2 separate regions of the Homo sapiens genome follow, and region 2 is linked to region 1. A link is a contact called in ENCODE Hi-C data. All regions are on one chromosome and are shown on one strand. Each heading gives the region's core, a stretch centred on a gene start or an enhancer-like site at or near the end of the contact. The rest is flanking DNA. Distances are from core to core; before and after follow the strand shown. Region 1 overlaps MNAT1 (MNAT1 component of CDK activating kinase). Region 2 has its middle 120 kb from the start of SLC38A6.

Region 1 (6,993 bases), core at 3,950-6,449:
TGGAAGCAGCCCATGGGAATCATGGCCTTGGTGTAAATGCAGAGATGGATTGCAGAGTGCAGCAGCTGGGGCCCTTGATCCCAGTCCTTATACTCCATCATAGTTGTTATTGAGTTCTAGTTACTATAGTCAAAGAACATATGTTAAAGGATTTCAAAAATCTTTTATTAAGATTTTTTTTTTGAGTCAGAGTTTCATTCTTGTTGCCCAGGCTGGAGTGCAAATGGCATGATCTCTGCTCACCACAACCTCTGCCTCCTGGGTTCAAGCGATTCTCCTGCCTCAGCCTCACGAGTAGCTGGGATTACAGGCATGTGCCACCATACCCGGCTAATTCTTTGTATTTTTAGTAGAGACGGGATTTCACTGTATTAGCCAGGATGGTTTTGATTTCCTGACCTCAGGTGATCCGCCCACCTCAGTCTCCCAAGGTGCTGGGATTACAGGCATGAGCCACCGCACTTGGCCCAGATTTTTAAAAATTGCTCAGAGTGTGGTCTGTCTTGGTGAATATTGTTTTGTGAACTTGAAGATAATTTCTATTTGGCTCTTAGGCAGAATGTTTTGTAAATGTCAGTTAGGTCAAGTTACTTGATGTTAAAATTTCCTGTTTTCTTACTGATTCTCTCTCTCTCTCTTTCTCTCTCTCCCTCTCTCCCTTTCCATTTCCTTTTCCCTTTCCCTCCCTTTGTATCTCCCCTTTCTGTCCTCCCTCTCTCACACCTTTCTCTCTCACTCTCTGTCTCTCCTTTGTCTATTATTTTTCTAGTCTATATTTTATGTGTGTACTTTAGGTGGCTGCTATTATTAAGCCTTCAATTTCAGTGATCTTCTGTAGTGTCTAAGCTGTTATTTATCTTATTTGTTATGTTTTTCATTTTAAAATTGTGTGTGTTTTTAACACATACAACACATAAAGTTGTGTGTGTTTTTAACACATACAACACATAAAGTTGTGTGTGTTTTTAATCTTTAGATGTTCTGTTTGGGTCTTTTTTGCACCTTTGATTTCTCTCATCATTCATATTTCTTCTCTACCTTCATGAACATGTGGAATATATTTATGCTAGCTGTATTAATATCCTTGTCCTGCTAATTTCACATTTCTGTCCTTTCTGAGTCTGCTTCTATTGACTGATTTTTTTTTCCTGAAGTGCGTTACATATTTCTGTCTTTTTGGAATACCTGGTAATTTTTGGTATTCCATTAAATATTATAAGACTTTGGGGATGCAGTTAAGTTAGCTATAATCTATTATATCCTTGCAAATCTTGCTTTTAAGCATTGTTAGCATGTACAAGAACAGATTTTAATGTTAGGCTAATTTAGCTCCACTTTCATGGTGATACTATTCTGAAGACCCTATCTGATGCCATATGTATTTATTGAGAGGTCTTTTTACCTTGTTTATTGGGAATATATGAACTGTTTCTGTATGAGCTTTGAGAATTGTTTAATACGTTGCTTTCCAGGTTCATTTCTTGGTGTTCAGTAATTTCCACTCATGTGCAGCTCAAAACCCAGACAAAAGTTGAGGACATCACTGTGAAATTCTCTAGAGCAGAGGTGGACAAACGGCAGCTAACTGACTAAATCCCACCTGCTACTTGTTACTGTAATTAAAGTTTTATTGTAACATAGCCATTCTCATTCATTTACATATATTTTTCTGCTTTTACATTATAATAGCATCATTGGATAGTTATGATGCAGATCATATGGCCTGCAAAGCCTAAAATACTTATCTGCTCCTTACAGAAAATATTTGTTAACTCCCACTTTAGAGTTTTTTCTCTGTGTGGCATTTTCCTCTCTGGTAATCTGCCCTGCAAATTATAGCTGCCCTGGGATCCCTGAAGTCTGATTTTCGTCTCCTTGATTCCTAGGCTCTGTTTGGGTTACTTCTCTATGTATTATAGCCTGGAAATGGCCCCCATGCAGGAAGCCAGGGCAATCAAAGGGTTCATTTCATTTGTTTTTCTTCCCTTGGGGCTCACAGTTCTGTACTGGCTGTTACTCAATTTCTGGAAACCATTGATTCTTATTTTGTTCAGTTTTCTAGTTGCTTAAGTGGGGAATGGTCAATCTGGTCTTGTTATTGTATAATGGTCATATGCAGGAGAAGCAGCAGAATATTTTGAGACTTGTTTTTGTTGTTTTGTATATCAAGAATTAGTTGCTTTATATTGCTATGTAATATTCCATTTGTTTGAATATAAATGCTCCTCAATTTATTTGATGGGGCATGTCTAGATAAACCCATCATAAGTTGAAAATACCATAAGTCAAAAATTCATTTAATATACCTAACCTGCTGAACATCATAATTTAGTATAGGCTTCCTTAATACAAGTACTCAGAACACTTACATTAGCCCAGCATCATGAGAGAGCATCCTATTGCATGTTGCTAGCCCAGGAAAAGATCAAAATTCGAATTACAGTTTCTACTGAATGCCTGTTGATTTTGCGTCATCATGAAGTCAAAAACTTGTAAGTCAAACCGTCATAAGTCAGGGAATGTGTGTATATCTGTTTAGCAATTCTCTTGTTGGGGAATACCTGAGCTGTTTATAGTTTTTGACTATTACTAGTAAAGCAGCTGGCTGGGCACAGTGGCTCATGCCTGTAATCCTAGCACTTTCAGTCATATTTAATGTTGTCAATCTTTTTAATTTTAGTTATTTTGGTGATGATTGATAGTATCTCATTGTAATTTAGATTTTTATTTCCTGGAGAACTAATGGTTTTCAGCATTTTTTATTCATTCGTTTGCCTTTTTTCTTTTCTTTTGGGATGGAGTCTCGCTCTGTCGCCCAGGCTGGAGTACAGTGGCGCGACCTCAGCTCACTGCAAGCTCCGCCTCCCGGGTTCACGCTATTCTCCTGCCTCAGCCTCCCAAGCTGCTGGGATTACAGGCACCCACCACCATGCCCGGCTAATTTTTGGTATTTTTAGTAGAGACGGGGTTTCACCGTGTTGGCCAGGCTGGTCTCAATCTCCTGACCTCGTGATCCGCCTGTCTCGGCCTCCCAAAGTGCTGGGATTACAGGCATGAGCCACTGCGTCCGGCCTCGTTTGCCTTTTTTATATCTCTTTTTGTGATGACTCTATTAAAATCTTATGTCCATTAAAAAAATTGAGTTGTTTGTGCTTTTACTATTGATTTGTAAAATGTTTTACAATGTGTTGAACATAAGTCCTTTGTCAGACATCTGTTTTATGAATAATTTCTCTTGTCTGTGGCTCACTTTTTCTTTTTCTTAGTAATGTTTTTTGATGAACTGAAGTTATAAATTTTGATGAAGTCAGATTTATGAATGTTTTTCTTTTAAGGTAATTTTTGTGTCCTATCTAAGGAACCTTTTCCTTCCCCCAAGTCACAACGATAATTCTCCTGTTTAGAAACTTTGTAGTTTTTGCATTTATAGTTGGGTTCCTGATCCATCTTGTATTAATTTTTATGTATGGTATACAGTACCTGTTTGGGTTTCTTTTTTGCATGTGAACATTTAGTTGTATTTGTAGAGAATACTTTTCTTCATTGGATTGCTTTCACATATTTGGTGCCTTTGTTGAAAATCAATTGACTGCATATAAGTTTAGGTCTATTTCTGTTTTCCTTATTCTGTTTCAATAACTTATCTTGATTACTATAGTAATTCTTGAATTAAGGTAGTATAAGTGTTCCAATTCTTTTTCTTTTTCAAGATTGCTTTTTGCATATCCTTAACATTTTAGATTCAGTTTGTCAGTTTTTACAAAAATTCTTGGTAAAAGTATAATTGATATTCTGATTGGATCTATAGATCAATGTGGGGAGAATTAAGATCTAAAATACTGAGTCTTCCACTACATGTACATGGTATGCTTCATTTATTTAGGGCCTCTTTATCTCAGCAATGTTTTGTAGTTTTCAGTGGTTTGTGTTAGACTTATTGTCATTTTTTTCCCTAAGTATTTTATGTGTGGGATGCTCTTTTCAAGGAAATAGTTATTTCAAATCTCATTTTCTATTGCTTAATCCTGGTATGTATATTTTTACATTGGGCTTGCGTGCGATGAGCTTTTCTATTTTACTTATTGAGTAGTCGTTTTTAGATTTTTTAGGATTGTTTATATAAACAATTGTGTTAACTGCATTTAGAGACAGTTTTACTTCTCTGCCTTTTATTTCTGTTACTTGCCCTATTGCAGTGCCTTATTCCCCACCTAAGAGAGAAATCATTTAGTCTTTTGACATTATATGTCATACTAGCTGTAGAATTTTCATGAATGTCTTTCATCAGATTGAGGAAAGTTCCTTCCATTTCTAGAGTACTGAAATTTTTGAAAAGTTATGAGTAGATGTTGAATTCTGTCAAGTGCTTTTTCTGTGTTTATTAAATATCATTTTTCTTCTTTATACTGTTAGTGATTTAAATTGATTCATTTTTATATATTAACTTTGCATTCTTGTGATAAATTCTACATGGTTATGATATATGTGAATTCAATTTGATAATATTTTTATTAAGGATTTTTGTGTCTGTATTCATCAGGGATATGGCTCTATACTTTTCCTGTAGATGTCTTTGTTTAGCTTTGGAGTAATATAATGTTTTTATCAGTAATGCTAGCAATGGTTTTGTTAGCGTCATTGGCTTCACTTGAAAGTGGGGTCTACTACCTTATGTTTGAAAGAGTTTGTATGAAATTAATGTTTTTTTTTTATGTGTTTCTATAGGGTTCAGTAGTGAAACCATCTGGGACTCTAATTTGTTTGTATATAGGTTTTTTATAAACTCAGTTAAAAAATCTACTCAGCTTTTCTCTATTTTTTTTAGTAAGTTGTATTTTTCAAAGAATTTGAGAATTTCATCTAAAGTGTATTTGTTGACATAAAGTTGTTTATAATATTTTCTTAATTCTTTAAATGCCTATAAGAGTTACACTGCTAATTTTTAGCAAATTCCCAGCACTCTGCCTTTAATCTTGATTAGTCTAGGTAGATGTTGTTGATCTAGTCACTGAACCGGTTTTTTCTTAAACAGTTATTGAAGTATAATTTACATACAATAAAATCCACTCACATTAAGCATATGATTTAATAATTTTTTAGTAATATTAAAGAGATCTGCAACCATAATCTTGTTTTAGAATAGTTTATCACCTGCAGAAGATGCCTTGTGATAGTTGATAGTTACTTCTGCTTTCACTCCGAGCCCTAGGCAACCACTTCTCTACTTTCTGTTTCTGTATAGTTATCTTTTTTGACATTTTCTATAAATAGAATAATACAAAATGTAGTCTTTTGAGCCTAGCTTCTTTGACTTAGTGTAAAGTTTTTGTGCTTCATCCTTGTTTTAGTGTGGCTTTGTTAGACTTTAGTATGAGGATAATATTGACCCCATAAAATGTTTTGGAAAATATTCCCTTGTCCTCTGCTTTCTAGAAGAGTTTCTGAACCATTGGTATTATTTTTTCTTGAAATATTTGATGGAATTTACCAGTGAACCATCTGGTTTTGGCTTTTATTAATGAGAGGATTTCCAAATACTGTTTCAATTTCTTTACTAATAATAAGCCTATTCACACTTCCTTTTTCTATCCCCGTTTCTTTTTCCTTCCTCTCTTTTCCCTCCCTCTCTTCCTTTCCTCCCCTTGCCTCCCCTTCCCCATTCTCCTATTCCTTTTTCTTTTTCCTTCATTCCTTGTCTTGATATTTTGAGTATTCCTAGAAATTGGTCAGTTTCTTCTAAGTTGAATTTCTGTAGGGTCAGGATCACGTTCACTCTTTTATTTCTTATTTTGGTAGTTTTGTTCCTTCTCTTTTTTTTCCCTTGGCACATCAACCTAGCGGTGTGACAGTCTTGTTGATCTTTTCAAAGAATCAACCTTGGTTTTAAGAATTTTTAAAAAATTTTTTTTGATTTCCATTTCATTGATCTCCATTCTAATATTTATGGTTGTCCTTCTGCTTATAAGCTTTGCTCTTCTTTTCCTAATTTCTTAAGGTGGAAACTTGGGTTATTTATTTGAGGTCTTTCTTCTTTTCTAAAAATAGGCATTTAAAGCTATAATACCTCTACATACTGCTTTTGCTACAATAATATGTTGTATTTTCATATTCATACAATTGGATACATTTTTAAATTTTTTCTTGTGATTTCTTGTTTGACCATGGATTATTTAGAGGTTGTTGTTCTAATTTAATTCCACTTTGGTTTGAGGGCATGCTTTGTATGATCCCAATTTTTAAAATTTACCGTTACTTATGTTATGGCCAAATATATTTTTTATTGTGGAGAATGTTCCACAAGTACTTGAAATTTTATTCTATATTTGGGAAGAATGTGTTAGATGTTAGTTACATCATGTTGCTTGATGGTTATGTTGAAGTCTTCTGTGTCCTTACAGATTTTCTGTCTAGTTTGTCTATCAATTATTGAGTGGAGTTTTGAAATCTCTGACTATTATTGTTGAATTGTTTATTTCTCTCTCAATTCTGTCCAGCGTTGCTTCATGTATTTTGAGACTCCTTTTGTATGTTTATAATTTTTATATCTTCATGATATTGACCCTTTTATCATTATGAAATGCTTTTGTCTCTAGTAACAGTTTTTGTCTTAAAGACTTGTTTTATTTGCCGGGCACGGTGGCTCACACCTGTAATCCCCAGCACTTTGGGAGGCCGAGGCGGGCGGATCATGAGGACAGGAGATCGAGACCATCCTGGCTAACACGGTGAAACCCCGTCTCTACTAAAAATACAAAAAATTAGCTGGGTGTGTTGGCGGGCACCTGTAGTTCCAGCTACTCAGGAGGCTGAGGCAGGAGAATGGCATGAACCCAGGAGGCGGAGGTTGCAGTGAGCCAAGATCGCACCACTGCAGTCTGGCCTGGGTGAAAGAGTGAGACAACGTCTCAAAAAAAAAAAAAAAAAGACTTGTTTTATTTTAGTACAGCTACTTCAGCTCTCTTATGGTTATTGTTTACATTGTTTATCTTGTTT
Region 2 (7,292 bases), core at 2,542-5,041, 260 kb after region 1:
GTGTCAATTAAACCTCTTTTCTTTGTAAATTTCCCAGTCTTGGGTATTTCTTTATAGCAGTGTGAAAACGGACTAATAAAAGGTGCCCACAATACTAGCTCTTTAAGCTAGAGAAAGCTCCCAAATGTCACCTGAACAGACCCATTTTCCTAAATTTGGCAACATGTGAAATATCCAAATCAAACTCTTGTCTTTCTTGTAAACTCAAAATTATTTATTAGGTATTGACTGAGGCCAACACTGTGTCAGGCATCAGAGGTAGAAAGATTCCAGCTATAAATTTAGGGAGACACTTGGGTTGCTGAGACACTGGGTTATGGAGAGAATTAACAGGGTAATAACTGTGATCTGCTTAGAAGAGGGCCAGGCACATAGTGTTATTGTTATTTCAAAGGGTCTGCTTTTTAACTTTTGTGTTTTGTAATCAGAAGAAAATAGAGTATTTAGAAATACCTAATGAGAAGGACAACACTAGAGGTATGGATAAAGTACTGTGGGTGCATCAAGGAAGGAACCACTGGGCCTGCCTGTGGGAGCCGGGAACTGTGTCAGAATGAAGATTAATTTGAGCCTCGAAAGATAGAGAAGGTAGAGGAACAGCAAATACTATCTAGACCCATTCTTGCTTCATTTTGAGGCAATTTCCTCTTGTTCAGGATTTTGGAGAGAGAGAAAACCCTGATAAGAGATGCCCTGATAATAACCCATCTTTTTTGAGGGATGGTAAATCACCCATAATAAAACTTTCAAACCATAACCTGTCCAGTTCCCTTTCTCTTTCCTTGGGGGATTTATTTTCATGTTTTTTTTCCCCTTTGTTTGGGGAAGAGGAAGACAGGAGGAGCCTTAGCAAAATGATCAAAATAATCACAGTGTGTCTTTGCCCAGTGCCCCTCGCCCCCACTCCCACCTCCAGGGGATTTCAGTGGGTGGGTTCTCCCTGTGCTCACTGAACCTGGGCTCCCATTTTTCAGTGAAAAAGGAACCTGTGAGCTCATTCTCACTGGGCTGTCCCAGGCTTACCATGCAGGGTCTGCATCCTAAAATGCAAGCTTTCTGGGAATGATGTCTTAATGCAGAGGTTCCTAGACCAGTAGAATTCCCCCCAGTTTTGGTAACCTCTGACAAAGTGATACCTTTTTATTTTGCTAAGTGAGAACATTAAAAAGAAAATGCATTCCCACCTAATATTACCCATGCTTTCTAAAAGAAAGCATATTTTAACAATAATAAAATAGTGGGAAAGGATTTCAAATACAGTTTTTAAAATGGAATATAATTGGTTTATGAAAAATCTACTACCTTTATTCAGCTGCTGACCTGTGATGGTCTGCATTAACTCAAAGGGATGCATACCTAATGGTCGCAAGTCAGACACCAGCAGGGACGGAGTGGGAACAAATTGAGGAAGAAGAAACAAATAGTCTTGGTTTTCTGTGTGTCCTTGGCATGGACGGGGTGCTGCCTCCAAGATCTCTGCATGCTCTGTAGCTCAGCTTTGTCAGCCTCCAGCATGTAACCGTTGTCAGAACTGGGCCTTGGTCTCCAGGATGGACAGCCCAAACCATCCGAGTCAGGAATTGACCTGTATGAATCTTTTGTCTCCTTAATTTGCTATCCTCATGGTTTCAAAACATGAAGTCAAAACACATGCTTGACCACAGCCCAAGCCTTAAAGAGCACATTAGTCCTGGTGCCTATTTAGGTTTAGAAACTTAATGCATCAGGTGAGGCTAATGTGCTTCAAATATTAGACTCTCAAGCAAGTGCTTTTCTCAAGGAAACTGTCCCCTTTGAGGTACCTGGCATTTCAAGCCAACTTGGGACACATCAAGTGTCAATAAAGTTTGATACATCATAGCAGCCATCCCAGCCTTCTATCAAAAGTGTCATAGTGCTACTAGCATTAGGAAATGAAATATGCAAAACCTGCATTTCTATTTTTGGTCATGCTCTGCAGCGTGCTTCCTAGAATAAATTGCCACTGCACAGCAGGATTCAAGGAAACAGTGCTGACAGCCTCACTCTCCTTGCATTGTGATGCACAGAGATCAGCAGGCTGCCGATTTGTGTCCTGAATGAAAAATGGATTCCAGGTAGAAGAACTGTGGCTCCTGACCATTTCCTGGATCTCGCTCAAGAGAATGTACACAAGTATTTATTTATAGCTGCTCAACTCCTTTTCAGACACACTCTAAATTTATTATTCCTGAAATCGAATGAGTTGTAATCACTGATTATGGAAACATTGAGCAATTTCAAGGCAGGCTGGGGAGGAAACTTTTGTCATCAGACTCTCCTGCATTACATCCTGCCTGGCAGTGACTTAACAATTTCATTGTCTGTATTTTCACACTTGTGAAATGGGGAAATACCACTTGTATTGCAGAATTATTATGAAGATTGGAAAGAATAACCAAACAGTGCAGGACACAGAGTAGGCCCTCAAGAAATAGTTTTGGTTTTCATTGTTAAGACTTGTTTAGGGAAGGGAAGTGAGCTCCTTTAGCAGTTCAAGGTTTCCCTCCCACTCTGGGACAGGGTGGTAGAGGTATGAGAGTAGAGACTGCTGAGAGAATATGGTCTCTTTCATTGTGCTCTGTTTTCTCCTTTTGGCCTCATGGGGAGGCATGGACGGGTGTCATCAAAGGGTGACTTGAGGAAGTAGGAGAGCAAATGGCTTCTCCCTGGTTCTCAGAAGTCTAGGTCCCTCACCTGGCTCTTATCCACAATGCCTGTGCTGTTGGTAATAGTTCACGTGCACATGTCTCCTCCAGTTAGGTTGAAAAAAATCCTGCTGGCTCGCACTCCAACATGGGCTGCTTTGTATGTCTCCCTGGCAAGGCACACAGCAAATATTGGTTGTTGCCTTTGGAGGCCAGGTTAGCACAAAGCAAATAGGGCTTGGGTGGGCTCAGGGACAACTAAAGGGGTTGGATGACTAACTCCCTTTTCTGTGACCATCCCTGCCTCTTGTTTACTCCACTGAAAAAGGGCGTAGGGAGGTCAGTTGCCGCTGCTGATCTGCACAAAGGTCAAAGGCAGAGCCACCGAAAGTAGTCTGCTCCTGTTTTTGAAGCTTTCTTCTGTGGGTAATATTGCACTTTGTAAACACTTGGTACTCAATAAATTCCAGCACACATATGGAAGCAATGGTGCCAACTAGCTGGATTGAAAGTACTCGATACCCAGTGTCCAGAGCATTGGCTAATGGAGAGGAAGAGGTTCCCTCCACTTCTGACTATGGGTGTGCGGCACAAGCCCCTGGCGGGCCTCACACACCCTACTTAGCACCTGTCAATCTCCTGTCCTCTGTGAAAGAGCCTGCATTTCTCCCTGTTGGGCCCGCCACTTCTCCAGGATTTTTTCAGTGCTGTCTGTCCAAGTCTTTCTTCTGCTGGAAGTGTGGGAATGGGAAGTCAGCTCTAGCCATGGCTACAAATAATTCACCTTTCCAGCAGCCTGCGGGTTTTCTTCTTACCGGTACAACAGTGAGTCTCATTCTCAGAATCTCTGAGGCCTGGCCAGTGAGGCCCCTATTCTTCTTCCCCTGGCAGAGGCCAGCTCTGATGGTGTCCCCACCCAAAGGGCAGACACCCATGTGATTTCAGTGGTTCGGAGGAATAGGAACGGAATGGAAGGGTGAGGTCTTTTCTGCTGAAGCTCAAAGCACTGTGGATACAGGCCCATATGCGTAGCCTGAATCAGGGGCACTGAGTTCACTCTGCTCAGTTTGCTTATATGTTAGTTTATGGCAGCTGTGGTTGCAAATAGGATCAAATTGTGCAGTTTTTAATTCCGTGTAATGCTGCTGTGAAGATGGACTTAACTGCTTTTCAGTACAGTCATTATGACTCTCTTAACTTCCCTTACTCATGAAACCTAGCATGAGTCATGGCTGGAGAATCTCACTCCACCCCACGGCCCCCACTGTCCCGAGAAGCAGAAAGGCTGGGTTCCTGGGGTTTTTCTTCCTGGCAGTAAACCCCCTCCTCCCTGCAGGACTGTTATAACTGATCCACAGTTAGAACATCAGGGAGCCCATAACCACGCAGGGCGGGGGTTTCTCCTTACCAGCTTGCTCCCCATGCAGCAGGGAAGCGGGTGTCTGCTGCAAATCTCCCCGTGTGGGGGGATGGGAAGAACAATGAGGCTGAACAGACACAAAGGGAGCTGTCCTGTGCCCAGACAGCCCCAGTGACATCTTCAGGCCCAGCCAGGATCCTCCCTTCCCAAAATGGAGCCTGTTTGCTCCCAGTATTAGTAGGGCTCTTTCGATTGCAAAGGACAAAAACTCCTCACTTAGGCTGCTATATTCGTTTGCTAGGGCTGTCTTAACAAAGTCCCACAGACTGGATGGCTCAAATATGGATTGTCTCACAGTTCTGGAGACTGGAAGGCCAAGATCAAGTTGTCTGCAGGGTTGATTCCTTCTGAGGCCTCTCTCCTCAGCTTGCAGAAGACTGTCTTCTCTGCAAATGCATGTGGTCCTCCATCTGCATATGTCTATGTCTTCCTCTTTTAAAAGGACACACTCCTGTTGGATTAGGCTCCACCCTCGTGACCTCATTTAACCGTAATTGCCTCTTTAAAGACCCTATCTCCACTTAAGGTCACATTCTGAGGGACTGGGGGTTAGGACTTCAACATGCCAGTTTTCTGGTGGGAGGACAAAATTACTTGGCTTCCCAGAGCAAAAGCCTGTTTAAGGATGTTGATGGCCTGGAGCTGAGCAAGGCCAATGTGGGGCAGCCCCAGACAGCTTTCCACTTCTGTCTCCACAGCCTTTCCATTCCCTCTGGTTGAAGTCAGGTGTTTCTGTTATATGCACTCCTAACACCCCTCTGTTTTCCACATGGATTTACCACCTCTGTATTTAAATAATGTGTTGTGAAGTCATTTGGTTAATGTCCATCTTCCTGGTTAGATGGAAGCATCAGGGCCGCTAGACGAGTCACCGTCTTCTTTGCAGCAACCCTAGTACTTGGCCCAGGCTGGGCACATAAAAGATGCTCAATTCATAGTTGCTGAATTGAAAGTCCTTTGCTCTTGGTGCTTCTGCTCCTCTGCCTCCTTACTGGCCAGTCAACCCCACAGTAGCCTTGATCCACTTGGCCAGCATTTCAGACAGTCACATTCCATTATTTCACTTCATATAATTTATACTACAGGGGAGATGATATTTCTTTTACACCCATCACTAGGTTCATGGCCAAAGCCCCTATAACAAACGACAGATTAACAAGAGAAAAGCAGACAAATGTATTCAATGTAAATTTTATGTGACACAGGAGCTTTCAGAAATAAAGAGCCAAAGAAACAGGGAAACCTGTGTATTTTTATGCTTAGGTTTGATGAAGTGTGGATATCCGGTCATGAAGAAGTATGACTGGAGGACAAAAAGTTTTGATCTAATGGGAATCAACAGGGAAGGGGGACTTGGCAAGGCCCATTTGCTCATATTCTCTGTGTCCCAGTGTCTTCAGAGATAAGGACATTCATTTCCTCTGGATATAGGGAAGGCATCTTTCAAACGGTGGTCTTATGACCTTCTTCAAGGGAGAGAGATGGGAGAAAGTCTGACGGTGACTTTCCTGCTTCTGCTGTTTCCTCAAATACCAAGGTGCCGTACTTTCGTGTAGTGTGTCCTGACCCCCATCAGTACTGTAGTGTACTTAATATTCTCCTTTACAAATAATTCATGCTTTTACTTAAATAACAGATTTCAGAAGGAAATATTGTATCATAGGTTTGACATCCTGCTTATATTTAAAAATTAAAAGTTGTTAAAACAATCACATAGCTATTAAAATACATGTTTGTGTAACTGTTAAAGTTATCTCCTCAGCTGCTTGTGGGCTGCCTGTCCTCAACAGGTCCTGGAGGGAGTTAGTCTACCTGGCTTAGCTAATGATCTCTCAGGTGGCATTGAATAGAATGCTCTTAGCTGCAAGTAATGGGAATCCCACTGATGCGGACTTAAAGAATTAGAACTTTGGGAGGCTGAGGCAGGTGGATCAGCCTGGGCAACATGGTGAAACCCCATCTCTACCAAAAAATATATATATATATATATGTTATATATTATATTTTATACTTAGTGTATTATATCTAATTATATGTAATATATAATTATATTAATATAAATAATTTAATATTTAGCCTATTATATATACAATTAGAACACTGATTGTCTCACAGAACTGAAATATTGGAATAATGTGGTTTGAGGGCTGGTTGTTTTAGAGGCTATATTATCTCATCAAAGACTGACATTCTTTCTCCGTCTCAGTCCTGCGAGCATCAGGTTTGGCTTCATCTTCTGGGTAGTAGCAAGATGGCAGTAGCAGCAGTCATAGGCATCATATTGAGACACATTGTTCAGAGGAAGAAGACGGATTGTCATTCTGCTTTCAAAAAGCACCCAGCAGACTTCCCTATACATTTTTTTAAGTATTTATTTATTTATAGAGACAAGGTCTTGCTCCATCACCCAGGCCAGAGTGCAGTAGTGCGATCATAGCACACTGCAGCCTTGAACTCTAGGACACAAGCAATCCTCCCCCCTCAGTCTCCTCAGTAGATAGTCCTATAGGTATGCACCACCACACCTGGCTTATTTTTTTATTTTTTATAGAGATGGGATCTTGCTCTGTTGTCCAGACTGGTCTTGAACTCCTGGCCTCAAGCAATTCTCCCACTTGGCCTCCCAAAATGTTGGGAATACAGGCATGAGCCACTGCACCTGGACTCCCTGTAAATTTCTTTGGCCAGAATTGGGTCACACACTCACTCCTGAATTGGAAAGGGAAATGAAGTGACTATGCAGGTCCTCTGGGGTGAAAACCATGCTGGAGTGGAGGCTGCGATGCCCACCACACACATCAGTGGCCAGCCTATGGATAGATTGCAATTAAGGTGCCCTCTGCTGGTGCATACAGGGGTTATCCCCAGCCCCAAACCCGCTGAGGCCAAAGGCCAACTTTGACCTGGCATGGCAGGTGCCAGGACTGACACATCTGTGCTCTCCTCAGGCAACAATTTCTGTGGCCCTCAAGCTATGCCTGGCCTCAGACTGAAGCATCAGCTTCCAAAATGATGCATTGTTCTCCCTGACTCCCGCACGCTCTGGCTTACAGAGGACCTGAGCAAGCAGAGCCGGCACCCCACCCCGGTGTTGGCCCCTGAATCGGGGAAGGGAGACTCTGCCTGAGTCTGCTTTTGATGGGGCTTCGCCAGCCCCGCAGGGCTCATTTTCTCTGTCTCCTGCTAAATTCCCTGGCTGCTCCTCC

Evidence for each region. A loop is a pair of places that touch in the nucleus more often than their neighbours do. Pooled maps may share reads with other maps.
Region 2: a loop to region 1 is called in a pooled map, with 2.7 times the contacts of the local background. The contact joins two enhancer-like sites. A Hi-C loop is called at or near these places in 3 of 37 single-sample maps with no recorded cell type and 2 of 50 pooled maps.

The regions. Positions count from the first base shown.
Region 1 is chr14:60,840,497-60,847,489 of GRCh38, forward strand. All of the region lies in intron 6 of MNAT1 (MNAT1 component of CDK activating kinase), which reads left to right. Among named protein-coding and RNA genes, the nearest start is that of MNAT1, 110 kb to the left of the region's middle. Within about 2 kb of position 5,200, at least 2 of the 41 ENCODE cell types and tissues checked have a DNase peak (open chromatin) inside an H3K27ac peak, as active enhancers do.
Region 2 is chr14:61,100,045-61,107,336 of GRCh38, forward strand. No RefSeq gene overlaps it. Among named protein-coding and RNA genes, the nearest start is that of SLC38A6, 120 kb to the left of the region's middle. RefSeq lists enhancers at 1,126-2,042, 3,306-4,505, 3,875-4,789. Within about 2 kb of position 3,792, at least 22 of the 41 ENCODE cell types and tissues checked have a DNase peak (open chromatin) inside an H3K27ac peak, as active enhancers do.